2 separate regions of the Homo sapiens genome follow, and region 1 is linked to region 2. Evidence: read pairs that join two places in POLR2A ChIA-PET (ENCODE). Cell type or tissue: MCF 10A. All regions are shown on one strand. Each heading gives the region's core, and the rest is flanking DNA. Links, peaks and the distances in the headings are about the cores only. Region 1 has its middle 65 kb from the start of PPARG. Region 2 overlaps PPARG (peroxisome proliferator activated receptor gamma).

Region 1 (16,070 bases), core at 4,053-12,052, 130 kb after region 2:
TGTGTCTTCAGGTTTGGGGGGATTCTTGATTTTTAAATTTCCTTTTTTTATTCAAACTTACACTTGGATTTTATCTTCATTACTACTTCTAAAATTAATGACTCCTATGGTATTTCTTTGGGCTTCCTTCCCCATCAGAACAAGCCAGTTGTTCATAAGCTAACACTCTTGCATGCGTGGTGAGATACAGAGCATTCTGTCCCACCCATTAAGGCACGCCATGAAGAATTAGAAACAAAACTATCAAATTAGTTAAAAAACAGAACAGGTTGAGTCTGTGTGCAAGCAGTCTTAAAGAATCAAGACACTCTGGAAAGATGAAGGATTGATTGATGAGCAACATACTCAAAGTCTATCAAAGACAGATTTTAGCAAAAGGACGCCGGGACTAGGGAGAATCCAATAGAGCTTGAAAATGAAAGACTTGACCAATTAAAGAAATGTGCTCCTAAAGTCCCCAGAAGAGGCCCAGCCTGTGAGTATAGTATAAAATAAGAGTTTGATGGATGAACATACCAGGGCTGAAAGATGATTCACACAGATCGAAGAGCCTCCTTGCATGTGGTTTGGTAGTTGCCATTACACATGTCTATCTCAGCTGCACACAGTCCCCCTGGAGCCAGAGGAGCTCATGTTAAAAGTGTTGCTATGGGCTGAATTGCATTACCCACCCCCCAAAATGCCTATGTCGAAGTCCTACCCCCTAGTACTTCGGAATGTGGCTGTATTTGGAGATAGGGCCTTTAGAGGAGTGATTAAATTAAAATGAGGTCATTCCGGCAGGGCCTAATCTGATATTACTGGTGTCCTTCTATGAACAGGAAATTTGGACACAGACAGCTACAGAGGGAAGACCACGTGAGGACACAGGGAGAAGGTGGCCGTCTACAAGCCAAGGAGAGAGACTGCAGGAGAAACCAACCCTGCCAACACCCTGATCTCGAACTTCCAGCCTCGAGAACTGTGAGACAATCAATTGTTGTTGTTTTAGCCACCCAGCCTGTGGTACTTTCTTATAGAAGCCCTCACAAACTAATACAATTGCAACATACACCTTTATTTATTTAGCAAACACTTATATAGAGCTTACTATGTGTCAGACACACTTCTAAGCACTTTACAAATATAATTTAATCCTCGTAGCAACTCTGCGAGGTAGGGACTACTATTGTTCCCCTTTTAAGGATGAGGAAACCACAGCACAAAGAGGTTCAGTAATTTGTCGCTGTCTCCTACTTAGCATTAATAAGTGAAGGAGCTGGGATTGGAACCTGGGTGGTCTGACTCGAGTCCACTGAATCCCACCCTACACATTCTCTGTTGCGTTGTCTCCTGGGATTTAACTAGGGGCTCCAAGGTACAGGCTAAAACTTGTCTCCATGGTTATAAGTGTGTGTGAGTTTTTAAAAACCTAACACCACAGGGTCCCTTACTGCCAGGTGGATTGAAATCACATTTCATAATGTTTTTCTAGATGTTTAAGCCTCATATCAAGGGAAACAATCCAGGATTCCTGCAAAATATCTGCCGGTCCTTCATGAGAGGCCTCTGCAGGCCTGGATGAACAATTCTCATTTCTTACCTAGCAACATTCCACAGAGGTACGACAGGGTGATATTGTCTCCTGTTAACAACACAGATAACTTCTTCTAGTTATGCAGACCTTGAGGAATGGCACTAGAGGCAGCGTTCTGCAGCCACACAACACGGCATGGAGTCCAAGGACTTTTCTTTCTGCATCCTTGTCTGCAAACAGACTGCCAACCAACCCATGTGCAGATGCTTGATTTCAAAGTGTGAAAAAAAAAATCTTTCTGCAAAATCAACCAGAGAAGCCAAACTTAATTAATAAACATTCTAGAACATGAGTAACTGGCGCTGGGTTCAGAGGGGTAGGACTCACTGCAGGGAAAGAGGGAACCCTTTATCCTTGGCCAGGAAATGCAAGGGCTTTGAAGCTTGGTGTTGTCTTAAGTGGTATTTTCCACGAGGAGCACCAGAGCTGGGCCGCAGTTCAGTGGGGAGAGTTCATTCCTTTCTAATTATTAAATGGAAGGAAAGTACACATGTCCAACCTGCTGAACATGCCACTTCAACCTTGCCCGCACCGGGCCGCAAACCTTCCCACACCCTGCCCTTTAGAGTTTCAGGTTTAAGGCTTTGTTTGCAGTTGTTCTCTGCTCAGAGTCATATGTATGGGAGCCAGAAACACACCTCTTTCCTTTTTCCCGTTGCAGCTGACTCACTTGTAGCTTTTTATGGAGGTGACGGAGAGAGACCAGGGAGGGCATGAGAGGCCAAGATGGCGCCAGCGCAAGTTTGGACTTTAGTGAATCAACATTCTTAGTGATTGAGAGACAGAGCTGAGGGAGGGGCTTCTTGTGGCGCATACACTCAGCAGCCTTTCCACTTTCCTCAAGAGCTGATGCTGGACCCCACATTACCCAGGGACCATCTTGATAGAAGGTCAGCAGCAGAACCTGCTGCAATCGTGACCAACGAAATAAAGCCCAAAGTACACTCAACAAAAGCGGGGCAGTGACAGGCCACCTTCCCTACGCCATTTCCCCTCATGTCCAGTCAAAAGCTCAGCTTCCTTAAAACGATCTATGTGGTTTTCTATCTTGTTCTAATAGGAAGCCTTGCACTTTTTTTCTCCCCTGCATTATCTCGGGTATTTCTAAGCAGGCCGCAGTCCCAAGATTTCCACTGCAGAGAAACACTAAGCAAGCTTGTTGGCAGTGTCCTTTTGTTCTGGGAGCCAGCTCTGCCCCAGGTGTTCTAATGTTGACATGTGCTGCAGGGAGCCGACTTAGAACATCTGAGAACAAAAGGAGAAAAACATTATGAAACGTGATTTCTACCTGGATATGCCAGATAGGAAGGAAACATCTCTGTAAGAAAGCAGGTCTCAGCCTGAATCCCAGTGCCCTAGGGAAGAATGCCAGGAGGTTAGTGGCGGTGATGGTGGTGGTGGGGGCTAGTGCAGAATGAGGCTCAAGAATTTTTAAATGAGGCCACCTGGCTCCAGACAGGCAGCAGGACACTAAAATACCTGCAGTACCTTAGGTATCAGCACCCACCAAACCCCTGGGAAGGATGTGGGTCATTTTGGCACAGTCCATTCACCTCTGGCAAATACAAGAAGCCACGTCAGATTCACCCACACCAGACACAGGAGAACACTTCTTAAGAAGCCAGTTCAGAACATTCCAGGAGAAGCCAGGGAAAGATTTTTATAACTCAGATCTTTGTAGATCTGTGATATCTTTGGAGATGTTGCTGCAGAATGGAGTTGTGATCAAGGCTGGGTTTGGCTTTTTCTCTGGGTAGTTTAACCCAAAGGGAAGGCTTTGGAGAAGTCTGGTTCTTCTTGCTCTCTTCACCCCGTCCCCAACCCCCTCCATTAAACTGAAGTTCTTTATCACTCCCTTTAGGAGATATGAAAACACAGCAGGTAGCTTTATGCTCCTTCAGGTCCTCCCAACTCGAATAGCAACATTGCTAGTTTATCATTTCCAGCTAAGTCAGGCAATACCTGCTATGCAGGATTTCCAGGCAAAATAATTTACTGCAAGAAACTGTCAATTGCTTGTCTGCCTTGGTGACTCCAAAGAGATTGACAAAGACCAGAGATATGAAAGGGAAATATTTGTGAAATAGAATCCCCCAGCTTGGCACCACTCTTATCTTTTTTGAGTAATTCTAAGACGCTTATTCACGTCGAAAGCTCACCCTGATGGCCCTCCCTGATGAATATTTGTATAATTGGATATTCATTTGTTACTTATTTAATTAACCAATTTGTTTAGATGGAACCCAAGTTTATGGGAAGTGAACCAATTTGCATGTACTTTTTGGTCAGAAAAAGAGGTTCATCCTACCACAAAGCGAGGCTAAAATTCACACAGAGATGTATGTTATGTGAGGCATTTTATAAAAGGAACGTGCACATGTCCTAACAATTATTTTAGTACATTGGGTTCACCTGCAGCAGATCAAATGGTCTCATCAAGCTTAAAAAAAAAAAAACTATTGATGAAAGTGCCTAAACATTTTCTCACCCAAGCTAAATTGCGTTGGTCAAATTTTGCTGATGGATTGCATAACCGAATTAGGAACTGGGAATGCCAGAAACCCACTTGAGGTTGACAGAGCAATGAAGTTAAAATAACTGTGGTCACCAAAGTACTGAGTCAAGAAAATTCTCTTGGTTCATGGAGTGATTTGGAGAGAAAGTAAAAGGAATTCAGTGGTTATGTGGCAGAGTACCAAGCTTTCTGAATCAAGAGACCTAGCTTCAAGTTCCAGCTTTTGTCACTATTACCCAGCTCTGTGACTCTGGGGAATTCACTTCTCCTCTCCGGGCTTCATCTGTGGTATCAGGGACTTAGATCAGGTGATCTCTAAGATCCCTTCGACGACAGATAGTCTGTGAAATGAGTTACATTAGTTTAGAGTGTGCTTGTTTTGATCAGTGATACTTTTTTTGCTCATAAGTGATTTAACTAAATTAACATTTGCACTACATTGGAACACTAAAGTTTTTTCCAATGCTTTTTCTAATCCCTGAATGTAACTTGGTTAACCAGGCTACTTCAGTATTTTAGGACTAGAAACTTCCAGGTGGAACTAATGCAGTAGAGAGATTATCAGAGCGAACTGTCAAAATACTAGGATGGAGACCTTACGTCAAAGCAAAGAATGAAGGTATACAACACTTGTCTAAATTTTTGCAGCAAGAATATCAGAGCAACGGAATCTGAAGAAGGCCAAGACAGGAAAATGTGTGTTCATAAACATTTTTTTCTTTTGGAGCATAAACTTTGGTATAAAAGAAGAAAGAAAACAGAAGACAGTCAAAATAAACATTTCTAACATTTAAAAAATAAAATTATAAGAAAAATTCCGGACACTTCATAGGCTAGAAGCAAAGACATAAAACCTCTTCAATAAAGGCCATGCAGTACAGCCTGCATGGAGAAACCCCACCTCTGCAAAAAATGCAAAAATAAATTAGCTGGGTGTGGTGGTGTGCACCTGTAGTCCTAGCTACTTGGGAGGCTGAGGTGGGAGGATCGCTTCAGCCAGGGGATCAAGTCTGCGGTGAGCTGAGATGGTGCCACTGCACTCCAGCCTGGGCAACAGAGTGAGACCTGTCTCAAAATAATAATAATGATAATAATGCAGTAAATGTTAGTCTATAGTCTATAATCTATAATCTATGTTTGGAAACCTGATTTTCATGATCTCAACTAGTAAACTATAAAATCTTCACTCGAAGGAATTCTCTAGAAAATACGGAAATCAAGAAGTGGAAGTAGAAGAAGATCAAGGCAGAGGTCCTCACTCAGTGTCTTCAATAGGTTCTTGGAAATTGCAACTTTAAGCAAAACAACGTATAATAAAACCAATTTTTAAAATTTTATTTATTTTTTATTGAGGTAAAAATATATATGTTTACTATCTTTACCATTTTTGAGTGCACAGTTCAGTGGTAATAAATACATTTATTTTCTTTTTTCCCTTCCATTCCGCCTTGCTTCCTCCTACCCTTCCTGGCCTCTGGTAACCACTATTCTACTCTCTACCTTCATGAGAGCTACTTTTTAGCTTTCATATATGAGTGAGAACATTCAGTGTTTGTCTTTCTGTGCTTGACTAATTTCATTTAACATAACGGCCTCCAGTTCCATCCATATTGCTGCAAATGACAGCATTTAATTCTTTTTTTATGGCTGAATAATATTCTATTGTGTATATATATTACATTTTCTTTATTCATCCATCCATTGATGGGCACTTAGGTTGATTCCATATTTTGGCTATTGTGAATAGCACTGAAATAGACATGGGAGTGCAAGTATCTCTTCAATATATTTATTTCCTTTCTTTCGAATATATACCTAGTAGTGTAGTTGCTGGATCATATGGAAGTTTTATTTTTAGTTTTTTGAGGAACCTTCAAACTTCTCCATAATGGTTATGCTAACTTACATTCCCACTAGCAGTGTATGAAGGTTCCCCTTCCTCCACATCCTCACTACCGTCTATCATTGCCTGTCTTTTTAATACAAGCTATTTGAACTGGGGTGAGATGACATTTCATTGTAGTTTTGATTTGCATTTCTCTGATGGTTAGTGATGTTGAGCAGTTTTTCATGTACCTGTTGGCCATTTGTATGTCTTCTTTTGAGAAATGTCTGTTCAGATCTTTTGCCCACTTTCTTAATCAGATTATTTGATTTGTTGCTATTGAGCAGTTTGAGCTCCTTGTATATTCTGGTTATTAATCCCTTGTCAGATGGATAGTTTGCAAATATTTTCTCCCATTCTGCGAGTTGTCTTTTCACTTTGTTGATTGTTTCCTTTGCTGTGCAGAAGCTTTTTAGCTTGATGTAATCCTCTTTGTCTATTTTTGCTTTGATTTATCTGTGCTTTTGAGGTCTTATATAAAAAATTTTCCCCAGACCTGGAGCATTTTCCCATGTTTTCTTCTGGTACTTTCATTTTTCAGGTCTTAGAGTTAAGTGTTTAAGCCATTTTGATTTGATATTTGTGTATGGTAAGGAATAGAGGTCTTGTTTCATTCTTCTGTTTATAGCTATCCAGTTTTCCCAGCACCATTTATTAAAAAGACTGTCCTTTCCGTAGTGTATGTTCTTGGGATCTTTATTGAAGATGGGGTGGCTGTAATTGTGTGGAATTATATCTGAGTTCTCTGTTCTGTTCCATTGGTCTATGTGTCTGTTTTTATGCCAAAATCATGCTGTTTTGGTCACTATAGCTTTGTAGTAAATTTTGAAGTCAGGTAGTGTGACATCTCCAGCTTTGTTCTTTTTGCTTAGGATTGCTTTGGCTATTTGGGATCTCTTGTGATTCCATATAAATTTTAGGATTTTTTTTTTCATTTTTGTGAAGAATGTCATTGGTATTTTGATAGGGATTTCATTGAAGAAACCAATTTTACCATAGACCAATGTAAACAAGAGTTAAGTTCCTATGGCATATTTCTGGTCTCAAAACCCACCAAACTTCTAAATAAAGACCAAAACACTTCTAACAGTAAACATTGAAATAAATGTGAGCTACACATACATTTAAAAAGATAAATAAAAACAAATAAGAAGAGTTACCCAATTATAACAATTCAGGGTTTCAGGTGGCCAAAGTCCAGCCAGGCAGCTCAGAAGGCAGGAGCCAGCCCCAGCCAGGACGCACTCACACACACCCACACCAACCACACTCACATCCCATGGCAGGGCGCACTCACACACACCCACGCTTACTCACACTGGGATACGCCAAAGAACCTAATGTGCATAATCTCTGGAATGTGGGAGGAAAGCGGAGTGCCCTGAGAGAACCCCTGCAGATATGGGAAGAACGAGCGAACTCCACACAGGCAGTGGCCCCGGCCAGGGATAGGTTTTTTTCTCATCAAACTTAGAATGAACTGACTATGTGATTCAGGGACCTGCTGTACCACCATAAAGCAAAATGTTCACATCATGGGAGTGTGAAGGACTGGCTGGCTAACGTCAGCCTGGGAACTCCTTACTCACTGTGCTGCCGTGCTTAGGGTGGGTTCCCTGAGGAACAGACTCTGAGATGGAGATCTGCTTGCAGGAGGCTCGCTGGGACTGCTCTCAGTGAATAAAGGAGTGGAAAGGAGTGAGGGAAGCAATACGGTTGCAACAGAGGCCTCCACTGGTCCCACAGAAAGTTCTGGAGCTGGGGTGGCCTTTCAAAGTTGTCTCCGGTCAAGGCAGGGAGGCTGGGCCTTTGAATACCCACACTGACTGATCACTGGATATGAGCTGCACCCAGGGAGGGCACATAACCTTGGGGGAAGCTCTCTGTGGCTGACGGAGACTCCCACAGAGAAACTAAGCTGTGAGCTTTGAGCAGTCAATATGTGCTGCTTGGGCAAAGAAGGCCTTAGTCCTGAAGGGGGAATTTGGGGCCCTGCACCACAGCATCTGCTATTTCATTTGGTAGTATGGGAATTAATTCCTCAGTGTATTCAAAACTATATAATATAGTAATGAAACCCAAGCAGCCCCATCTATTTGGAACACATCTTCCAAAAAAGACAGTAAAACATGTCTTTGAGCAGATGAAATATATGTCACCAAGTCTATGCACCACAGTCAATGAACTTTATTCATATGGGAGTCTCTGCACAAGAAACCAGGCAATAATAATTCCTATGCCCATATCCAGTTAAAAATAACAAATTAAAAGTGGTTCCAGGTATGGTGGCTCACACCTGTGATCCCAGCACTCTGGGAGGCTGAAGCGGGAGGACAGCTTGAACCCAGGAGTTCAAGACCAGCCTGGGCAACATCATGAGGCCCCATCTCTACACAAAATAGAAAGAATTAGTTGGGTGTGGTGGTGCACACCTGTAGTCCCAGCTACTAGGGAAGCTGAGGAGGGAGGATCGCTTGAGCCCAGGAGATCAAGGCCACAGTGAGCTATGATTGCACCACTGCACTCCAGCCTGGGCGACAGAGTGAGACTCCATATCTAAAAATAAATAAATAAATGAATGAATAATAATGATTATGTCTTCAAGAAAATGGTATTCTATACATTTTGTTTATAAGGGAAAAACAAATTTCAGATGATTTCCTTCCAGAACAGTTAATTTTTTAAAAGCTTGACTGCTTATTCACAGCCATCCAGAAAACTGGGCTATCCAAACTGCACGCCATTCTCTGAAAGTTCTGTAGAGTCAAGTGTTGACAGTATGCATAGACCCGGAAGTTAAAGGTTAATGGGCCTTCAACAAAGGGTTTATTAGGTAGATGTTCACATTGCAGATTTGTGGCAGTGCCTTTATATCCTATTTCTATCCTTCCTTAATCAGGTCCCCTACGCACATGCTTGATAAGCAAGAGAAGAGGAGCAGGTTTTTCAGGTGAATTAAGCAACTCAATTGCAAGGAGTTCAGAGCATGCTCTTAGCCCACCAGCCATCTTGCCCTTGCTAACCTGGTTTAGAAAAACTTTCTGCTTGCAGGTATGATAGAATCCTGCTCATTCATTCAGTCAAAAGTGAGTATTTGGGGAAAAATGGAGATGAAGAAGGTGCAATGAAAGCAACTCTCTGACCAGCTTTCAGAAACCATGACTGCTGCAGGAGCGAGCAGTTCTTGTCTTTGGACTGACTCAACCAAATATGAGGAGAAAGTATTCCTGAAATTTTACTTAACTGGAGAGTCAACGGGAGTAAATTTTTTTGTGAAACACTGAATCATTCTAATGCACGCAGCCAGAAGTTTATGCAATTCCTCTTTTATCACCGGAAGATCTTTAGTAACTGTGGGCACTCCTCTTATTTCAATAACTTCAGAGAAGGCTTGTTGACAACTTAGATTAAGCCAGTGGATACATGCTACCTTTTCCCATTCATAAAGTCAAAGAACTAGGATGTGCTGAAAACCTGTAAGTCATTAAAGGACTGGAATTTTTCTTTCTTACCTTAAACTCTTTTTAACAACTCCTATAAGATCCTTATGCCATGAAAACAATTAGGAATCCTCTAATCTTAAAAGCATACAAATCTGCCTCTCTCCTCCCCTCACCAAACATTTTTTTGTCTCAGTCAAGCCTCCTGGCTCATGTGGCACTTTTGACATGCACATAGACTGCTGTATTTTCATAGTGTGGAAGGTGAAACCCACTGTATACCTGGACAACCTCTCTGCTAATGAAATCCACCTGTTTTCCAGTTTTGCTTATATTGTATTTTCAGTGCAGCACCAGGAAGGCTGTGAGCACTTGAATAAACATTAAATCGTGAAAATAATTGTGTCTCCTTTACTTACCTTTTTGCATTTAGTTGCTTAATATCTTGTGTAGTGCACACCAGGCAAAACGCAAATTAATATAAACCGTAGATTTTTATACCTAAGAGATTTGACTTCATGTAATGATTAATTTCTCACTCATATAAATTATTTAATATGTTACAAGCCTTGAAGAGTAGACTGTCAGAAAATATACATAAAAATATGGGAGACCCACTTCGATTCACCATGTCCCCCATGATTAACAAAATCCATACCCCAAACACAAATTGAGTGAGATTGGCCATCATCTCCATAGCAGAACTTACACTTTTATATCATATAAAGAGAACCTTATTTTCTCCATGGAAAGATAGACAAAAATTAGCGTGCCTGACCTTAAAAACATGGTTGGATGACTTATTTCCAACATCAGTGGAGCAAGCTGGAGATTACTATTTGTACCTCAGGGAAATAAGGTGTATTTGATGCTCCTACCCTTATGTTGCAGAGAATCACAGAAGATAGCTAATGTCATTAAAGGTGGCATTCCAGTGGGGTTAATGAGTAACTAAAGGCCCATTGTAAAGGGATAGCATCTGGAATATGCATGGCCTAGGAGGAAGAACGGACCTTAAATTAAACTGGCAACATGACAAAGTAATCTTGTTTAAGGTGAGAAGTTAAAGCTTCTTTAAGCTATAGGAGATCTGATTACATCACTGGTAATTTATTTTACTATATTACATTCATATTCATTCATTCATCCTTACATTACCTAGAGTGGGAACACATAAGCCATCATTGTTCCATGAAACCAGAGAGCAGATTCTAGCTCTTCTGCTTCCAGGCATGATGGAATAACCGGTACCAGAGTTTTTCTCCCCGCTGGAGACAACCAGAAAGCTGGACAAAATGTATGAAACAACAGTTTTCAGATATTAGACAAAGGAGAGCACAGGACCATGATCCTTAAGAGAAGAGAGACAAGTCCCAGCTACTTGGGAGGCTGAGACAGGAGAATGGCGTGAACCCGGGAGGCGGAGCTTGCAGTGAGCCGAGATCGCGCCATTGCACTCCAGCCTGGGCGACAGAGCGAGACTTCGCCTCAAAAAAAAAAAAAAAAAAAAAAAGAGAGAAGAGAGACAAACAAGGTTGCCCTCTGCTCACCCCAGCTTTCTGCTGAAGGCACTATCTGGACTACAGTCCAGGGAGGGGGAACTCAGGCAGTATATGGGGGTCTGGTGATTGAGGAGGCCGAGATTAAAGTTCTGGGAGGCTGAGGAGACAAAGTGTTTGGGATGGAGTAATGGTGAGAAAGGAGCTGCACAGAGCAAAAGCTCCAGAAATTTGCATGAGTTCTCCTTCAGCCTGTGGCTGAATACTAAGCTGAGCACCCACAGAATGAGACTACACAAGGCAGGGCTAATAACAGGGGCAAACATAACTATCAGGATGCTAGAAGCAATTCCTGGAGCTCACACAATGCTAGGAGGCATTCAAGGACAGACCTCTTTAAACACCTGGCACATTCAGTAGAGGTCCCAGAAAGATCAAGCCTTAGAAGGAGGGCTCAACTAACTATAGTCTTAGGTGATTCTGTATCTACATAGCAAACTTAAAAAGAAGCCTTAAAAGGACCAAACTGATCCCCAAGTATTTTAGCTGCCTGCCAAAAAGCCCACAATACCCTTTGAAAGAAGATAACAACATACACCAACACAAAACATCACAATATCTAGTATACAATATAAAATGGTAAGACTTGTGAAGAAGCAAAAAAGAAAAAAAAAAGTGACCTGTAGCTATTTTAGGCGGCCCTAACATGCCACAGATGGCGGAATTATCAGACAAGAACTTAAAAAGCTACCGCAAATGTATTCAAGGATTTAAGTTAAAATGTGAATACAAATGGAAATTAAATTGAAGATATGTAAAAGCTGAATGGACATTTGAGAGCTGAAAAATACAATATCTGAAATAAAAATTTCACCAGATGAGATTAACAGCATTTTAGACAATGCAAAAATGCAAAATAAGATCAGGGAACTTGAGGCCATAGCTGTAGAAACTATATAGTTTAAACAGAGAAGAAAAAAAACTGGAAAAAAAGAGAAACTTTGTAATTTGTGTGACCATTAAGGGGCCTAAAATGAATATTAAGTGGTCTAATGCCCAAGAAGGAGAAGAGACAGAAAAAAAAATGAAGAAATAAAGGACAATATCCCCCAAAATTTGAAGAAAAAAAAAACTCCACCAACTTATAAACCTATAAATTCAAGAAGCTCAGTGAATCCCAAGCAAGATAAACACAAAGGAAACTATATCAAAGCACATCATAATGGATTGGCTGAAAACAAATTATAGAGAGTCTCTTAGAAGCAGCTAGAGAAAAAAGATACATTATAATACTGAGGAAACACAGATAAGAATGATGTCTGCCCTCTTCAGAAACCATGCAAACCAAATGATTTTTAAATGATGAAAGAAAAAAATATCCAGTGAAAATATCTCTAAAAAATGAAGGTGAAAGAAAAACATTAATAGAAAACACTAGGAGAATTCATCAGCAGCCAACTAGCACTGCAAGAAATGGTACAGGAAGTTATTCAGGCTAAAGGATAAGGAATTCAGATTGAAATTTGGATCTACTAAATTTTTCTTTTTAAAAATAACTTTAAAAGATAATTTAGCCGGGCACGGTGGCTCACGCCTGTAACCCCAGCACTTTGGGAGGCCGAGGCGGGTGGATCACGAGGTCATGAGATCGAGACCATCCTGGCTAACACGGTGTAACCCCATCTCTACTAAAAATACAAAAAATTAGTCGGGCGTGGTGGCGGGCGCCTGTAGTCCCAGCCACTCGGGAGGCTGAGGCAGGAGAATGGCGTGAACCCGGGAGGCGCAGCTTGTAGTGAGCGGAGATCGCGCCACTGCACTCCAGCCTGCGCGACAGAGCGAGACTCCGTCTCAAAAAAAAAAAAAAAAAAAAAGATAATTTATAGGCCGGGCAAAGTGGCTCACGCCTGTAATCCCAGCACCTTTGGGAGGCAGAGGCGGGCGGATCACGAGGTCAGGCACGAGCTCAGGAGACTGAGATCATCCTGGCTAACATGGTGAAACCCCGTCTTAATAACAAAAAAATTAGCCGGGTTTGGTAGCGGGCGCCTGTAGTCCCAGCTACTCGGGAGGCTGAGGCAGGAGAATCGCTTGAACCCAGGAGGCGGAGCTTGCTAGTGAGCCGAGATCGCGCCACTGCACTCCAGCCTGGGACGGAGCAAGACTCCGTCTTCAAAAAAAAAAAAGATAATTTATAGATAATCTTTAAAAGACAGTTTAAAGTTTGAAGCAAAAATAACAATGTATTGAGAGGTTTATAACATGCATACATGCCCAGCTAATTTTGGTATTTTTAGTAGAGGCAGGGTTTTGCCATGTTGGCCAGGCTGGTCTCGACCTCCTGGCCTCAGGTGATCCTGCCTGCCTCGGCCTCCCAAAGTGTTGGGATTACAGTCGTGAGCCACCGTGCCCCGCCAGACATGTATACAATTTAAAAGTATACAACAATAACAAAAACAAGAGGGAGAAATAGGCTTTTTTGCATTTTCATTTTACAATTAAAATGTGGCAAATATATAATAACACAAAATTAGCTAATTTAACCATTTTATGTGTGCAATTCAGTGGCATTAAGTAATCCACAGTGCTGTGCAACCATCAGTCATCTCTATTTCCTAATTTTGTTGTCATTCCAAACAAAAACTCAGCCCATTTAACAGTAACTCCCTATCATCCACATCCAACCCCAGCCATGGTTACTTCTATTCTACTTTCTGTCTCTAAGAATTTGCCCATTCCAATTATTTCATAAAAGTGGGATCACACAATATTTGTTCTTTTGTGTATGGCTTAATTCACATAGTACACTGTTTTCAAGGTTCGCCCATGTTGTAGTGTATGTCAGAACTCCATTTCTTTTTATGGCTGAGTAATATTCCATTGTGTGGAAATACCATTTTGTGTTTATCCATTCATCTGTTGATGCATACTTGGATTGTTTCCACCTTTTGGCTATTGTGAATAGCACTGCTGTGAACAAGTATCTGTTGGAGTCTCTGTTTTTAATTCTTTTGGTTATATCTAGTAGTGGAAATACTGGGTCATATGGCAACACTATGTTTTGTTTTTGAAGAAACTGCCAAACCATTTTCCAAAGCGGCCACACCATTTTACATTTCCACCAGCAGTGTACCTGGGTTCCAATGTCTCCACATCCTCACCAACACTTGTAATTTCTCTCTCTCTGTTTTTTGATGACAGCCATCAGTAAAGTAGGATCTCATTCTGGTTTTGATTTGCATTTCCCTAATGACTAATGAAGATGATAATCTTTTCATGTACTATTTGCCACTTGTATATCTTCTTTGGAGAAATATCTATACTAGTCCCTTGCCCAGTTTTTCATTGGTTGTCTTTTTGTTGTTGAGTTGTAGGGGTTCTTTATATATTCTGGATATTAAATGCTTATCATTTATGTGATTTACAAATATTTTTGCCCAATCTGTGGGTTCTTTAGATTATCTAGATACAAGTGCCTTGTCAGGTACATGTATTATGAATATTTTTTCCAGTCTGTGGCTTGCCTTTTCATTTCTCTTGTGGTGTCCTTCTGAGAGCAGAAGATTATAATTTTGATGAAGTTAAATTTATCTTTATCTTTCTCTTGTGGTTAGTTCTTCTCTCATCTTAGCTAAGAAATGTTTGTTTGGCCAGGCATGGTGGCTCACGCCTGTAATCCCAGCACTTTGGGAGGCCAAGGCGGGCAGATCACGAGGTCAGGGAATCGAGACCATCCTGGCTAACACAGTGAAACCCCGTCTCTACTAAAAATACAAAAAATTAGCTGGGCATTGTGGCATGCGCCTGTAGTCCCAGCTACTTGGGAGGCTGAGGCAGGAGAATCACTTGAACCTGGGAGGCGGAGGTTGCAGTGAGCCGAGATCACGCCACTGCACTCCAGCCTGGGTGACAGAGCAAGATTCCATCTCAAAAAAAAAAAAAAAAAGAAATGTTTAACCCAAGGTTGTAAAATTTTTCTGTTTTCTACTAGAAGCTTCTTTATAGTTTTTTATTTTATGTATGCGACTATCATCCATTTTGAGCTAGTTTTGTGAGGTGAAGATCAAGGCTCATGTCTTCCACATTTTTCCCATATGGACGTCCAGTTGTTCTAGCACCATTAGTTGAAAACACTTTTCTATCCCCATTGAATTACCGTGGAGTTTTTATTGAATATAAATTCACAACATATGTATGTATGTATATGAGTTTATTTCTGGACTCACTTTTAGATTCCATTGATTTATAGGTATGTCCATATGCCAATACCACACAGTCTTGATTATTATAGCTTTATACTAAGTATTGAAGTCAGATAATATAACTTCTCTAATTCATTCTTCTTTTTCAAATCGATTTTGGCTAGTCCAGATCCTTTTTGTTTCTATATAATTCTTAGATTTCACTGACAAGTTTTCTTTTTTAAAAGGCTGTTTTGATTTGTGTTGTGTTGAAGCTATAGATCAATCTGAGAACAACTGAGTCTTTTACTGCATAAACATGGCTTAGCTCTTCATCTCTTTTGGTCTTCTTTAGTTTGTTTTAGCCATGTTTGTAGCTCTTGCACATATTTTGTTAAATTTTTCCCTAGGTAATTTATGTTTTGGAATGTTACTATAAATAAATTTTAACTTTCCAATTGTTCCTTGCTAATATGTAGAGATACAATTGATTTTTGTACAGTAATCCCCTCTTATCCATGAGGATATCTTCCAAGATCCCCAGTGAATGCCTCAAACCATAGATAGTACCAAACCCTATGTATACTATTTTTTCTATACATACATACCTATGATAAATTTGACACACTAAGAAACAAAAATATCTAATAATAAAATGAACAATATGATCATATACTATAATACAAGCTATGTTAATGTGCTCTCTCTCTAAATATCTTATTGTACTGCACTCACCTATTTGTGGACACTAGTTGACTGCAGGTAACTAAAAGTGCAGAAAGCAAAACTGTGAATAAGGGGACTACTGTATATTAACCTTCTAACTTGTGATCCTGCTAATTTCACTTAGCAGAATATGAGTTTTACTTTTTCCACATCCTTACCAACAGTTGTTACTATCTGTCTTTTTTGTTTATAACCACACTAGTGAGTATCAGGTAGTATCTCATTGTGATTTTGATTTGCATTTTCTG
Region 2 (16,070 bases), core at 5,062-13,061:
GGACATTTTTCCTCTAAGTATATTATACTTCAATAAAAGAGTTAATTAAGAGAGAATGTTCCATATGGGTCCTAGGAGTGGGGGATGACAGAAGGAAACATGCAGACAAACCAAGTAAGCCAACAAAAACTCTTCCAGTTGTGTTAAAAGGATTGTCATAGAATTTTAGGACATTCACTTAAAAATTATTCAATTCAGAACTCATAAAACAGTATTAAGGCCAGCCATGGTGGCTCACATCTGTAATCCCAGCACTTTGGGAAGCCAAGATGGGAGGACCACTTGAGGCCAGAGTTCGAAACCAGTCTGAACAACATAGCCAGACCGTGTCTCTATTAAAAAATAACAAAAAGAGCAAAAAGAAAGAAGAGAAAAACTGTATTAAAATTATTCTTTTTTAAAAACCAACACAAGTATTTTAATAAACTATCTGTTTTTGTAACCAGCTTCCTTGCACAGTGAAGGCTAAATACATATTCAACCAAGGACTTCAAATCAGTGTAAATGGCGGAAGTAAAAATTCAAAGGGTGTACATTTTATCTAAAAGAGTGAAGCAGGCTGGGCATAGTGGCTCACATCTGCAATCCAGCACTTTGAAAAGTGCAGGCAGTCGGATCACTTGAGATCAGGAGTTTGAGACCACCCTGCCAACATGGTGAAACCCCGTCTCTACTAAAAATACAAAATTAGCCAGGCGTGGTGGTGGGTGCCTCTAATCCCAGTTACTCGGGAGGCTGAGGCAGGAGGATTGTGTGAACCCAGGGGGCAGAGGTTGCAGTGAGCTGAGACGGCGCCACTGCACTTCAGCCTGGGTGACAGAGTGAGACTCTGTCTCAAAAAAAAAAAAAAAAAAGAAATAAAAGAGTAAGTAGGAAAAGTTTTGTTTTTGCTTTAGAACTGATATATTTGGCTTGTATATAAGGCCTATTCTGCTTTACAAGGACACTGTATTTTTAAACAATGCAGGAATTTTTTTCCCCAAATTCTGAGGCCTACGTCAAGAGTCTTGTGTTTGGGAAGTTACTATGTTTGGATCAGCTGAGTAGTCTTTTGAGGCATTCCATTTAAATTAAATAAAGTTGGGGGTTAAATCCATTCAAGCTACCCATTTTTTTATAATGTTTTCTTTGTATCAACAATCTATTTTATAAACCTTGCTTCTTAGAAGTTACCATCATATTTTACTAGTGTGTTTCTCTTTTCCAAACTTCCTCATTTTATTTTCTTTGGCATTTTTCTTTCTCTATATCTTCAGCTCAGTAAATGTTCAATCAGTAATCTAAAACCTTAAATCAAGATAGCTAATCACCTAATACTACGTGCAAGGTGTTTTTCAGGCCTTACAAGAAACACATAGTATTGTGGTTCTTGAGAAGCTTACCAAGGTGAGAGATGTTTAGTAGCAGAAGGAAGTACAGAGACCAGACTCGTGATAGAGATAGTAAGTACTTTAGAAATGTGGAAAAGAAAGATACTAACATGTCCTGAAATAATCAGGGATAGCTTTCTGGTAGACATGGTGTCCAAATTATGTGGAGCCATTGGGATGATCAAGATTTGGATGGTCATTCATATTGAAATCCCAAGAAAAAGGTACATGTCCCTGTCATCAACGTGCCCCTTATATTACATGATATTGCTTAAGAAATAATACTAAGTGTATATAATAGCAAAGGTGATGAGATTTTGTATATGGCATATACCTGAAAATTGAGTTGGTTTCTCCTGAGTTAACTGTTTACATATCTTGGGTAATTGTGGCTAGAAATGTGACTGTATCAATGGCAAACAGAACTCTTTGTAAATGGCAAAGACTTCTGTGTAAATCTGGCCAACCCATTATCAAACTCACTTTGGCTCTTATTAGCATCATATTTTAATCCACTAAGCAAACTTGCTCAATCTATCTAATAGGTCTATAATTTTATTTACAAAACTAAAGGCAGGGCTTTAGGTAAAGTATAGATAATAGTAAGATAATGTCCAGTGAACTTAAATCAGGCATACTTTATTGCTAATGCAAGCAAAATAATAAGAATAATGAGAATATTTTACTTTTTCCTAAAGATCTGACTTAAAAGACCCAAGGGGAGACATTATGTCTGTATTAACTTCCATTTTAAAGATGAGAAGAAGACAGAACTGACGTGTTTGGCACCTATTACATATCAGGCAATTAATACTTTAAGTGCTTCATATATTAGATATTAGCTAATTAAATAAGCTACTCTTTTTTAAACATTGCTAGCAAATAAGTGTTTTGGATGTTCAAATAAATAATGGAAGTATCAAAAGGTGGGTAGATTTGCAGAAGAAGCCAGGGATTTGGGTAACTCACAAACAAATGATGTTTAAATTAATATTCAAATGATATTCAATGAATGCTACTCAAACTAATGGAGGGACACGGTGCAAATTAACTAACAGATAATTCAAAACATATTTGTGCCTGGTTTGTAGCATATCCAGTACTTGGTTTGTTTATATTAGCATTGGTTTTAGAATAATATTTAACATACACTAAAATTTTGTATTTATTTGCTAAATATATTCCAGTCTCTGACCTTAGGAGATCAGCTTGGTATTAATAAGTCAACAAGACCTGATTATACTTATTATGTGTTTGGCATTTGTGGAATATAGAATAAAACATGGATCTTTTCTTCAGTGACTATATGATTTGGCTTAGGGAATACATAAAACAGGAAATAATACCAGACAGTTTGAACTCAGGGCTAAATTGTGTGATAGAAGCCGTAAGTGTTAGAGGATTCTATTCTTTCATTTAGCAAGTATTAATGAGCAATACTATTCAGGTATTTGGAATACATCAGTGGGTGAACAAACTAGACAAAGATCTCTGCCTTCATGCGGTTAACATTCCAGGGAGGTGAAGCAGACAGTAAGCAATACATAGAATCCACCAATAAATTACATGGCATGTTAGAAGACGATAAATGCTTTTTAAATAGGAAATTGTAGAGTAGAGGAGGAAGGGCAATGGGGAGGATATGTAATTCCCCTGTCCTAGGATAGGGAAGGCCAAGGTCACCCTCACTCTAAGGTAAGATTTGAGCCAAGATTATAGGGAATTGACAGAGGTGGCCCAGAGAATGCCAGAGGAAGAGGGTCCTGGACAGGAACAAGAGCTGGGGCAGGTGCACGAAGGCAGGAGAGCATCTGGAATGTGGAAGGAACAGCAAGGAGGCCGGCGTGCTTGGAGCAGAGTGGGTGGAAGAGAGAGAGAAGACCAGAGGGGTCAGCTGGGGTAGGGCAGGAGGTAGGGGCCAGACTTGGACTTTTGTTACAAGTGAAATGGGGAACCACTGCAGGGCTATGGGTGGAGTGACGGATCTGACTCACATTTGAGCATCATCTCTGTGGGTGACCGGTTGAGACTAGGCTGTTGTGAGGTTAGGATGGAAGCTGAAAACCCCATCAAGAGACTAGCAGCCAGGCACAGACGGTGTCCTGGACTGGGCTGAAGGCAGTGGAAGCGGCAGAAGAGAGATATTCTGAACACATTTTCAGTTTAGAGGAGAGAGGGAGCAATGAACAGCAATGAATTCAGAGAATGCTTCACGGAGTAGAGGTTACTTGAAGCTGACCTTGAAGGACAGGGACGATTTGAAAAGATGGAAGAATTAGGAAAGGCATTTCAAGACATACTAGGCTTGGAGCAAGGGTGGGTCGGCCTTACTCTTGGGACAAAGAGATTAGTGTGAACAGAGCAAGACAGGCCAATGCCTGGAATGTGGTGAGAAATAAGGTAAAATATATAAAATATGCCTGGATTATAAAGAGCTTTGAAAGCCAGGGAAAAAGTGTCTAGATTTCACAGCATTCACTATGGTGCCTTGAAAATCGGCACTCAATAAATATTATTAGACTGATAATAAAGATAGGCATTTTAGGACTATTGGCAGTTTGCACTGGATGGCAAAGTTTCTCATTTAGAAGGTCAGCTAAAAGGCCATATAAAAACCTGGCATGAGGTGATGAGGAATAATTCCCTTGTAGGCAATTGACAGTTGACTGTTTTAAATCTGCTTTACAGTGTTAACCACAAGTGCCATTCACCACTTGTGGGAACCTCGATCTTGTGTTGGCAATCCCTTGCTCAAATAAAAATTACACGGTTTAAAACACTGTGTACTCAAATAGCCACGTGATCTTGATTCTGAGGTTATAAGAGTTGGATGGCAGTTGCTATCAGTTACATGTGCAATTTCTTCGTCTTTAAATTAGTTACAGGTGCAAAACTGCTTTTACCAAAACAAAAAACAAAAAACAAAAAAAAGACAATCTGGTAAAACTTTACAGAAACTTAATTCCATTCAAACGAGTCTAATTCATTATCACCTATATTTTCACAAATATTCAGCACTAGTAGATGGATATGAAGCATTTACTGGACAACCTCTAGTGCCTATTTTAAGCGTCCAAAGGGAGCTAACAGGACAGAAGCTCTGTATCACTTTTGTTGATCTAAGATAATGAAGAAATTTACTTTGCTCAGATTTCCTCTGTCTCAAGGAATATGTACCTAACGAAAGAGCTATGAAGATTTTAGAAATTTTCCCAGGATTATCCTAACAGAGTTATAAGTGAGAATGCTGACAAAAATAGTAATATATGACAACCTCTGTGAGAGGTATACAATTGTTTTTCATTTAATAACCAATTTTTATACTGCAATTGGCAGATTAAATGGATAGCTGCTGTCAGGGAGCTTTCAAGACAAGTTGTATTCCTTAGAGATAGTAGGGGAAAATAAAATTAAAAATGAAACCCTGTATTTTCTTGTAAACAGCTAATGTAAATGATACTTCTTTGGGGTGTTTCCTATAATTCATAATTTTGGAGGAAAGTATGAGACAAATGACAGTTTTCAGAAAAACAGTGATTTTCAGAGTTTAGAAATCTACAAAATCTGCCAAGTACTGGTGATGAAAAAAGAGGTTAATCAGAGTTAAGTCAGAAAAAAATGATAAAGCTAGAGCCATACTCAGAAAAAAATTAATATGGACAAGAGTAATATTCAAGAAAAAGGTCTTGAATTCTAATTACACGTGAAATTATGGAATTCAGGGGCAGGCTGCGATGGCTCACGCCTGTAATCCCAGCACTTTGGGAGGTCGAGGCGGGAGAATTCCTTGAGCCCAGGAGTTCAAGACCAGCTTGGACAACATGGTGAAATCCTGTCTCTATAAAAATTACAAAAATTTGCTGGGTGTGGTAAGGTACGCCTGTAGTCCCAGCTACTAGTGAGGCTGAGGTGGGAGGATCACCGAAGCCCAGGGAGGTTGAGGCTGTGGTGAAATATGATATCAGGCCTCTGCACTCTAGCCTGGGTGACAGAGTGAGGCTCTGTCTCAAAAAAAAAAGAAGATCTGTGTCAATAACTCAAATCTTTTCTGGACTTCTACTTCAGTGTACGAAAAACATTATAATCCAAGTTTCTCAATGCCTCTGAGAAGAAAACATGTAATTGTCACTTTTATTTAGGCCCAAAGAATAACTTCAATTTCTTCACAGGAAAATATTAATGAAAGTGGGAAATAATTTCATCATTTAAAAAAATTAGACACAAAGATGCTTTCTCTAAGTTTGATCATCTTCTCAAAACACTCACAGGAGATCATGCGGATGCCCCGCTTCATTCATATAACTGCCACTTACTCTTGTGCAATAAAGAGTTCTGCGGTTTTTGTTTTTCCATATCCATAAAGTGTTTAAAATGTAGGTTTCTTTTCTTTTTTTTTTTTTTTTTTGAGATGGAGTCTCGCTCTGTCGCCCAGGCTGGAGTGCAGTGGCGCAATCTCAGCCTCACTGCAACCTCTGCCTCCTGGGTTCACGCCATTCTCCTACCTCAGCCTCCTGAGTAGCTGGGACTACAGGCGCCCACCACCACGCCTGGCTAATTTTTTGTATTTTTAGTAGAGACAGGGTTTCATCGTGTTAGCCAGGATGGTCTTGACCTCTTGACCTCCTGACCTCGTGATCTGCCCGCCTCGGCCTCCCAAAGTTGTGGGATTACAGATGTGAGCCACTGTACCCAGCCTTTTCTTTTTTTAAACGGAGCCTTCTATTCTAGCCACAAGTGATTAACGCTACAAGGCTAAAGCAATAAATTCCATATAGGGCTTTAGATCTACTTGCACAAGTATTGTGTCATTTAATCCTCCCATTAATCCTGTGTATTCTGTTAATATATGTGGAAACAGAAGGCCAGAGAAGAAAAATGGCGTGCTTAAATTCACACAGCAAATATGTGGCCAACAAAGGACTGGTCCTTATATTCCCTGGTACTACATGGGTCCCTTTAAACTTCTGGAAAGGTGAAAACTTTGGTCAGTTATCTAAATGTTTCTGAATATACAGTTGCCTGGAGATATGTAACCACAGATTAAGTATCCCTCAATAAAAATGGCATGCAATCAATCACTCACTCCTATCTCAGGAGAGACTCGTTTTGAAGGATTGTCTATTGCAGCATTTATCATGTCTCTAAGGCATATTTCCATTGCTCAATCAGCTCCAAAGGACAAGTGTGTCATCATCTTTCAAGGCTCTGGTGCAACGACTTAAAATTGTAGAATTCACACAGGACTAAGTCTGGCACTAAAAGCAGGAGGCATATTCAGCTTGAGCTTGTGGAAGCTTCCCTTCAATCTTGCCAATTTTTACTAGTGGAAATGGTTTCAGAGCCAGCATGAGGTTACTTGGGGTTGCTTGAGGAGCTCTTGATAAAAAGAGAAAGGGGAATAATATAAAGGGGTCACAGCAATGATGGAGCCTTGGAAAAAGTATGGAAGTCCTCTTTGGGCATAGTGGCTAAGTGTAGTCGAGATTTTTAATCTCATGAATATGACCAATCTACCTGGATATCTGAGTCATTCACACTAAATGTGCCACTTTTTCTTAAATAGCAGTACCCAACCATTTGCAACACCCCCAATTTCACTTTGCCTATGATGAGGAAGAAGGAGCACCTAAGAGGACTACTGTACCCATGCCAAATACCTCAACTCCACAGTGTTCAACTCTGCTGGCCTCGGCTAATGATGATCATATAGCTAATTTATTTTTAAGTCTGTCTGTTTTGGAAGAGGTGGAGTAATTATTTAAAGGTCATTTACAAAATGCAATAGGAGTAACAATCATAGGTCTTGGGCCTTTAGGAGCTCACATTTTTAACAGAGAAACAGTGCTTATGAAGAAGTAGTAGCCAGAGACCCTATAAGACAAGGGTTAAATTATTGGTACAAAATATAATGTTTTAATTGCTAATAATTTCATTCTGCACTATGTTAATTAGGAAGAAAAGTACTGGATCATTCTTTTAGAGGAAATTGAGACTCAAAAAAATTAAACTCAGAGTAAATTCAAAGCATAAAATTAGAGATTAGCACAGAATGAAAACTAACTTGAATCACATAACCATCCCTTACCACAAACAGTACTTGCCTCTCAGTTAACCTATTTGTTGATATTTGTTGCACTGCATTCTAGACATGTTCTTTCAAAATAGACAAAACTATCAAATTTTGACTCAAGAACTATTTCACAGTATAGCCAGGACATTCTGCCCTGAGGCAGGCTAAATTAATAACTGAAGAAAGATAGCAACAATTTTTATGGCTTGCAGAAAAACAGAATAACAACAATTTATGGAATAAAACAAAACTCCTAGTTAAGAGGCTTAGATGATAGAAATACATGTTGAATCAAATTACTGTAATAAAATAAAACAGTACTTCAGGAAACATTTTCTTACTCATTTTTAAAAAGCTTTATATTTTAAAAACGGTGACTAATATGTTCAAACTTCAGGCTTCCAGGAAAATTAAAAGGTTAAAATGTAAAGCCATCCATTTCAGCAATTAAGTGACTTAATTTTAATGCTTTAGCACTTATATTATAAAACATGAATCACACTAGCTAACAATCTATTTTTACACAGAATCTGAGAAGAGAAAAATAAAATGAATAGAAATATAGACATCAATACGAGACAATACAAAACAGAAAAGGCTGTGCTAAGAAACTCCAGTAGAAGGAGCTATAGAAATGGAGAACTTATATTTTGCAATGGCCAAGAAAGAAATATTGAAAAGGAGGTATCTGATTCTGACACATCTGAAGAGAAGTTAATAGGTAGTCACTTGCAATAGGCATTTACTGTTTTAGGGACCTCATTTTCTTTATGCATAAAATGTGATGCTTGGAACAGATATTTTTCAAGGTTCCGACAATCTATTCTGCAATGCATTAGGCACTATGCTAGGAAGTATCCTAAGAAATCTAATAAAGAGCACCACTTGGTCCTACACTCTGGGAATTTACAATTCTTTGGGAGAGCTGAAGTGCACACACAATACCTAGATTTCAAAATAGAACAGAAAAGAGCTGAGAGTACTTCAAGAGGAATAAAAGTGCTGCAAGAGGGATAAAAACAGTTATGAGAGATCTCTAACATATGAGATGAAAAGAGGAAAAAGTGACCCTTCAAGTCTAAAAAGCCCTTATGTATTCTTGGGAAATCTATGCAAACTCAGGAAATAAAAATGAACAGGATTGTTTTTGGATATAACTATACCTTTAATGCTTAAAATTCAGGAAATGGGAGCCATGCACAGAGATAAAATAGATTAGGTTAGGTTTCCTTTTTTAAGGTTCTGAACATGTTTTTAAATGAACGCGATAGCAACGAGCTAAGCATTAAAATACTGGAGTGTACACATGATAGTATTAAAACAAACACAACCTGGAAGACAAACTACAAGAGCAATTTTACCCTTACATAAATGCCCCCACGTCCCCAATAGCCGTATCTGGAAGGAACTTTACCTTGTGATATGTTTGCAGACAGTGTATCAGTGAAGGAATCGCTTTCTGGGTCAATAGGAGAATCTCCCAGAGTTTCACCCATAACAGCATGGAATAGGGGTTTGCTGTAATTCACACTGATATTTTGTCTCTATCTAGCAAAAGATCAATCCGTTAAAAGAAAAAGACTTGAAGTAACAGAATTTGTGAATACACCCATGAGTCAAGACATCAGTTTCCAAATATTTGGGAGAGATGGGAATAAACACAGAAAGGACTGGGCTTGAATTGGCTGGCACTGTCCTATTAGGAGCCAGCTGTGACAAAAAGTTGTGTCATAATGTTCACTGCTTTGGCAAGACTTGGTACATTACAGGGAAAATATTGCCACACTGTCTCGCCGGTGACCCACATGTTCAGTGTCTTGTGAGGGGCGTGAACTGTACTGTATTTAGAATTATCAGAGCAGAGACTGTTCAATATCCACTTGCATTTTTTATTGTTGTAAAATTCACAATTGCTTCTTAAATGGAAAACTTAAATCTCTTGCTTATGAAATACCAGAAAGCTTATTTGGGCAAAGTTTTCTTTCGGTGTCTATTCCTGGTTGAATCTCTAATCACATTATTTGAAGAAAAATTTGGAATTCAAATATGTATCCATAGTTTAAACGTTGGTATCAGCATGCTACTGAAATGTTATATTCCTAAGGTACTTACTCTACTGATTTGTGAAGCCCAAAATGATACTGACTGCTATCTAAATTCTGTAAAATTAAATAGCTGAGAGAATGAAGAAGGGTTTGATATGGTTTCAATTTTATACATCGGGTTTGCTTTCTTAAAAACTTCAGCTTATCCATCAATAGCAACTGCAGCAATGTTACACCAGCTGATGTTTGAACATCAATTGATGTTTAAACGATAAGTGCTATGTCATAATGAAAAAATGGAGTTCTCTATGAGAAGAATAACACACCACCAGAAAAAAATAGACTTACGCTGTTAGGTTGGCGAGGAATTGTGGTCAGTTTTGTAATCAGGAAAAAGCTGGCTTCTTGCTCAAGGCCTTTGCCCTTTTTGGCAAGGAGAAATACTAGCTGTGCCAAATTACCGATGTGGGAGCAGGTCTTGTCACATGAGTGGCCTATTAGAATTGCAGTGACTTTGCGGACTTTCAAAGACGCCCCCACACAGGGCAGTATATTAGAAGGCAATAATTCTCTGAATTATACTTATCGTGATATTCTGAGTAAAATAAATATATATCTGGTTAATCTCCATTGAGTAACTATTCATTCTTCAAGGGGACTAGTAAAAGTGTCCCTGTCAATCATGGTGCAAGAGCCTGATGGGGAAATGCTGGCTGGGTCTGAACATCACGGAATAAAGTGGGGGAGTTGAGCAACTGTGCCATTAAGCCCCAAAACATCTTTATTAAGGCAATCCAAGTTAAAGCAAAACTTGGGTTTGCTAATTTGTCCAAATGACTACAGTGATTACAGTTGTGTAAAATTAGTTTTCTCTATATTCAGTTGAATTCTCAATAAAGGAGCTTCTCCTTTCCTCCCCATGCTTGGAAATTTACTTATACTACAAAGTAATCCAGACACGATGGCACAATACTTAAGGATATGACTGAATTGAACTCAAGTCCTATACCAGTCTCTGTTACTCTTTGGCAACACACAGATGCAGTCCTTCCACCTGTCCTCATGTCCTCAAAGGGTCTCACTTCTGGACTCTTCATCTACTGTTACTTCTATTCTCTTTTTTCTCAGACACTATTCAACTTCTGAGTCTAGTGGGTAGTGAGGCCTTCTAAGCCTCTAATAGTTCCCATACTGTGCTTTAGCTTCTGAAACATAAGATTACATATTTTAACAATTTATTATTCCATAGCATCAGAATCTGATAACACCTACTCCTATAGCACCCACCACATTCTGACATTCCGTCTTCCCCCAGACTATGTTTTACTTGAAAGCGAAAACCTGTCTTACTCATTACATTTCATGCATTTGTTTGTTCAACAAATATTCATTGCCAATATAATATGTGGCAAGCCTAAAGCTAGGTGCTAGGTAGACAATGATGAACAAGACGGATGTGTCAAAAAACAGTCAATTAGCAAAAACTACAATTTTAATAAACACAGGGCCTGCCACATAGCAGCTCAGTAAATGTTGCTTACACTTTTGGCAGCATACACAAACCAAGCAACACGCAAAGCATCCCTACATTACTAACAAAACAGTTATACAATGTGGATTATTTAATCATATTTTATGTTAATGATAGTTGCACTGCAGTGCTGGGTCACTTAAGAAATAACTTGCTTACATGGACATTCAAATGAATGAAAATAAAGATAGATGAGCCAATCTCATTTGTATCTTATTATGTATCTGTTTTGTCTTTAGATACTGAAAAGACTTATTTCCACATTTATTCATCCCATCATTCATCAAATACCTACTAAGCACCAGGTACTGACCTAGGCTTAGGTGGTAAATAATAAGCCAAGGTTTCTATACTTAATGAGTTCACATGTAACTATATCAAAATTATCCAAATATACTTAAAAGAGTGATCTTTTCATTGGCTTAAACTTGAAGGTCAATTGGCATGCAATGATATGAGAAACAATATATTTGTTTAAGTACAGTCATTACTACCAGTAAACAGTATATGATCATCAGAGAATTTATAAGACATGCACGTGACTATCCCTATCTTCAAAGCCTTAAGATTCCCCCAGTGTCCTGCCCTTTATAATACTGATTGGAAGGATATTACAATAAGATACATAAAACAGCATGCTGGTGATTTACATGATAAGATCTTAGAACTTTAGATCTTGCTTAGGGTGCTTTGTACACCAATGGGTTGTCAGCACTTTGCACGTCAATGCAGCAGTCTATTGCTATTCATCCTATGGATGGTCCCCTTGCAGGATAGTCCTTGGTAATGTTACAGAGTGAGGAGGAGTGGTAAAAGACCACTTTCCTTATGCACTATGTACTCCTTCTGTTGAGGGATGTAAGGTTCTGTGCAATGTAGAGGTTGAGAAGAGGGCCATCTCTCCTAGGACTTTGGAGACAGAAGGGTATGGATGTGACTTTGAGTACACCACCACATCCTCAGCAGGAGAAAGAATGGGGATAATGAGGAATGATTCTATAATGAGGAGGATGAAAACTTAACTCTACCCCAGTTCATGATATTTGAAAAAATTGACCGCTTGGTATTAGAGAAAGCTACTCTTCAACATTTAGTCTTCAATATTACTTCACAGAACCTGTCTTTGGCTACAAGAATCTGAATATTACTCAGCCATAAAAACTCTTCACACTTTGGTACTTTTAGGAGAAGGCAATTCAACCAATAAAAGCTGTGAATGATTCAATAACAAAAAGTAAGAAAAGGTCTAAAAATCTATAGTTAATAAAATCATGGTATTGAACCTATATAAAGTTATTTTTAGCATTACTTGGTGTTGGGATGACTTACATAAAATATTCCCATAATATAGAATATTAAATACTTTGGAGCCTGCATTATTCTTGAAAGCTAATGAAAACTTCACTCTTTTTTTGCTATAAATTTGGAATTTATTCTCTAGAATGAATATGAATTTTTAAAATTGCTTAAATAGCTTTTTCTTTTGTGTGAAATAAGCTATGTTAGTATTGGTATAAAATTGTATGTACAGTATTTTTTTCTTTTGCTATAACCTCATTTAAAAATCTGCTTCATTTAATGCTGTAAGTGCTACTAACATTTATGCTAGCTTCTAAAAGGTTAAGCATTTAGATCTCATTGCATCCCTAGAACCTAGCAGAGTCCCTGGTTGGCATTAAAACACACATATTGTTTTTGTTGATGATGAGAGTAATGAAAGAACAGCACATCCATATCACATGTATCATTCAAGAAGGAGTTTAGAGACCTAACGAACTGATAATAGCATCCATTTTCTTCTTGTTTCAATAAGATGTAAATTTCTGGATGATGCTCCCACGGAAGCCAGATAATTGCTAACAACCAGAATGACCAGCCAAGCTCACTTCTCCCCCTACCCAAAAGAATGGCTGCCTTTTCCTAGTGCAATTCAGATTGGCTTGGAACTTTATTTTCAAGTGGTGGTTGCATCAGTTCAGGGTTTCTTCATAGTCCCAGGGGAGAGACAACATGAGAGAAATGCTGGGCCAATGGGACACTCCTTTGAGAAGAACAAATAATCCTGTATCCTGGATGTAAATTTCACCACAACCATCACAACAAGCCGGATAGTCCCATAAAAGCAGACAAAGGAAGGTCAATGTTCAATGTATCTGTGCCCCTTTTGGAAAATTTTTTAAATTAAAAAAATTTTTGACCGGGGTCTTGCTATGTTGCCCAGGCTAGTCTCCAACTCCTGGGCTCAAGTGACCCCCCTGCCTCAGCCTCCAGAGCAGCTAGGATTTCAGTTGCTCGCCACCACACTCAGCTGTGTCTTTTTTTTTTTGAGACAGGGTCTCACTCTGTCCCTCAGGCTGGAGTGCAGTGGCACAATCTAGGCTCATTGCAACCTACCTCCACCTCCCAGATTCAAGAAATTCTCCTGCCTCAGTCTCTCGTGTATCATTTTTTTGAAAGGCAAATCCATTCTTCTTTAACCAAAAACTGTAATTTTGTTCAGATTTTCAAAAGTAATATATTTTATGGACATAATTATATTAAACAATTATATTATTTTGATTTAAAGGAAAATAATGCTGCTAGGTGCAATGGCTCACACCTGCAATCCCAGCACTTTGGGTGGCTAAGGCAAGAGGATCCCTTGAGCCCAGGAGTTGGAGACCAGCCTGGGCAACAGAGTGAGACCCTGCCTCTATAAAAAAATAAAATAATTGGCCAGGCATGGTGGCATGTACCTGTAGTGTCAGCTACTTGAGAGGCTGAGGCAGGAGGGATGCTTGAGCCCAGGAGACCGAGGCTGCAGTGAGCTGTAATCGCATCACTGCACTCTAGCCTGGGTGACAGAGTGAGACCCTGTCTTAAAAAAAAAGAAGCCAATAACTCCAGTAAATGTATCTTTGGTATCAAAAAAAAAAAGGTCTTCTTAACTCAGAAGCAGTAGAAAAGAACACTGACATTGGAGCCAGAAAGCCTAGGTTTTACGTTTTTGTCTTGGCTCAGCCACAAACCTACTGTGTCAACTCTTTGGGTCCACATTTCTCATCTCTAGAATCAGAAAAAGCCCTTTCCACAAAACAGAATAATCCTTAAGGTCTTTTTGAGTTTTAATGTTGAGATACTGAATAATATGACTGTAATTCATTTATTTAAAATTTAATGGAAATTCTCCATATTGCATACTTATTCATGTTCTGATCCTGAGTTACTATTTCCTTTTCATACTTGACTCATACCTAGGTGACAGTATAAAAGGCACTTTCATCTGAAAAAATAGTGTCTGATGATAAATTAAAAGTCTCAAAAGGAAAAAACCAACTGAAAACTTCCTTTTCTGCCCAGCTTCAAAAGTTAACTTCCCTCTAATACCTGAAAAAGAGACTAACCTGTTTAACCACTTTCTAGGGATCAACTAAACACTTTTGAAATTACTGTAACTTTGAACCAAAGACGTCCCACCTAAACTATGTTAACTTGTCGTTGCATGTAATATCTGAAATTCTCTAGTAAGCTGTTTTCTAGCATAGTAAAATACCATGAACTATATTATCAACTGACACATTTTCATGTTGTGGGAAACCTAAACCTCTAAAACATGTATCTTTTTCAGTTTTCAGATTTTATCAATGAATTTTTCAAGATCAGTTATATGGAGATTTATTGGGTAGCACATCCTGTCACTGGTGAAGCACAGTGGGAATTCACAAAGGTTCTACAGCAAGCGTAGAGCCGCGGAGCTGCACTCAGTTTCAGCTGGTGTCACTTACCAGTTCTGTGACTGTACTAAAGGAAATTTACGTACTGTTGAAATCACGGGCTCACGAAACTTAATAGGAGGGAGATTAGCATATTCCAACTCTTAATTTTTGATATAAGGAAAATGGGTTCCAGAGGAATGAAATGATTTGCCCAAAGCATGACCTAGATAAATTAGCAGCAGAGTTTGAGCTAGAAACCAGGTTTCTTGATTCCCAGTCCAAAGCTCCAAACGATGCTCTATCTCATTAAAATGATGCAGTAAGACGTTCAAATCAGTTCTTCAGGTCAATGATCCTTAATGCCAACAGTCATGGTGGAAGTCATCAGCATGAAAGCATTTTTCTATGATGAATCACTTAATGTGGAGGAATTACCTATGAAAATGTCATCATTCACCACAGGGTTTAGATATGGTGCTCTCTACAAAGTAAGTACTCAATTATGACTCGGTAATTAAAATTTGATAATATTTGAACATCAGTTCACGGAGTCATTTTGCTGACGAATGTTCTCTTGCCTCATTCACAGATTCTTCATGAGTCATCCCAGCATTCTGGGGTTCTTCTGGTATGATGTTTTTGTTTCTATTGACAAAGTTCCTTGCTCTTAAGAAAATGATAACATTACTATTTGAAAATTTCTACTTTGAGGTAACAATACTCTAAAAAAAAACACCTTGGATCTGTATAGTGTTTTTATTTCGTTTGAAACTCACAACAATGCTGGGAGGTTATTCAAAGCAAAAGAAGAAAATAATAACAACTATTGAATAGGGTTTCAATGTGGAACCAGATAATAGTTTTTGGCAGTAAAGCTTTGAGTAATTTGTCTTTATTCAAAATGAACAAAGAGTCAAACAGACCTGGGTTTGCATTCAAGCCTTGTCACATCTCTGTTTTCTTATCTTTTCGGAGTTGTGAGAATTAGAGATGATTTAAATAAATCAGCGTCTGGAACAGAGTAGGCTTTCAAAATTATATTATGAATTCTTATAATCAAATATTTAAATCTTACATGACACTTTAATAAAGCAATAAGAGCAGTCATCAAGCAACACTCTTATCGCTCTTATGTTAACAGGAGCTACATAAATACGCTTCAGGAAGAGACGGTATATAGAGTATGGAATCTTCAAAAGCAAGTACAAATTTTTAAAGTTCACTTAGCGGAAGTAGACATATTTTCTTCACACCAACAAATAGATATTTGACTGAAAATAAAATGTAACTGTGAAATCAGTACATAATAAACTTAATTTTGATGGCAATTAAACCACAGGCAACACAGAGTATATTTTA

What was found. ChIA-PET counts read pairs that join two places held together with the same protein. Peaks named below come from ENCODE experiments on the same cell type or tissue, not always from the same donor. Only the 100,000 strongest peaks of a DNase experiment are listed, where the experiment ranks them.
Region 1: POLR2A ChIA-PET joins it to region 2 with 6 read pairs; 2 of 35 experiments call an interaction of 5 or more read pairs at or near these places.

What each region holds. Positions count from the first base shown.
Region 1 is chr3:12,216,158-12,232,227 of GRCh38, reverse strand. No RefSeq gene overlaps it. Among named protein-coding and RNA genes, the nearest start is that of PPARG, 65 kb to the left of the region's middle. RefSeq lists an enhancer at 7,465-8,193. In MCF 10A, for the core only: no CTCF peak of the experiment used is centred there; DNase peaks (open chromatin) are centred at 7,287 and 9,277.
Region 2 is chr3:12,344,459-12,360,528 of GRCh38, reverse strand. All of the region lies in intron 2 of PPARG (peroxisome proliferator activated receptor gamma), which reads right to left. Among named protein-coding and RNA genes, the nearest start is that of PPARG, 63 kb to the right of the region's middle. RefSeq lists an enhancer at 14,666-15,865. In MCF 10A, for the core only: no CTCF peak of the experiment used is centred there; DNase peaks (open chromatin) are centred at 6,558, 9,168, 9,908 and 10,178.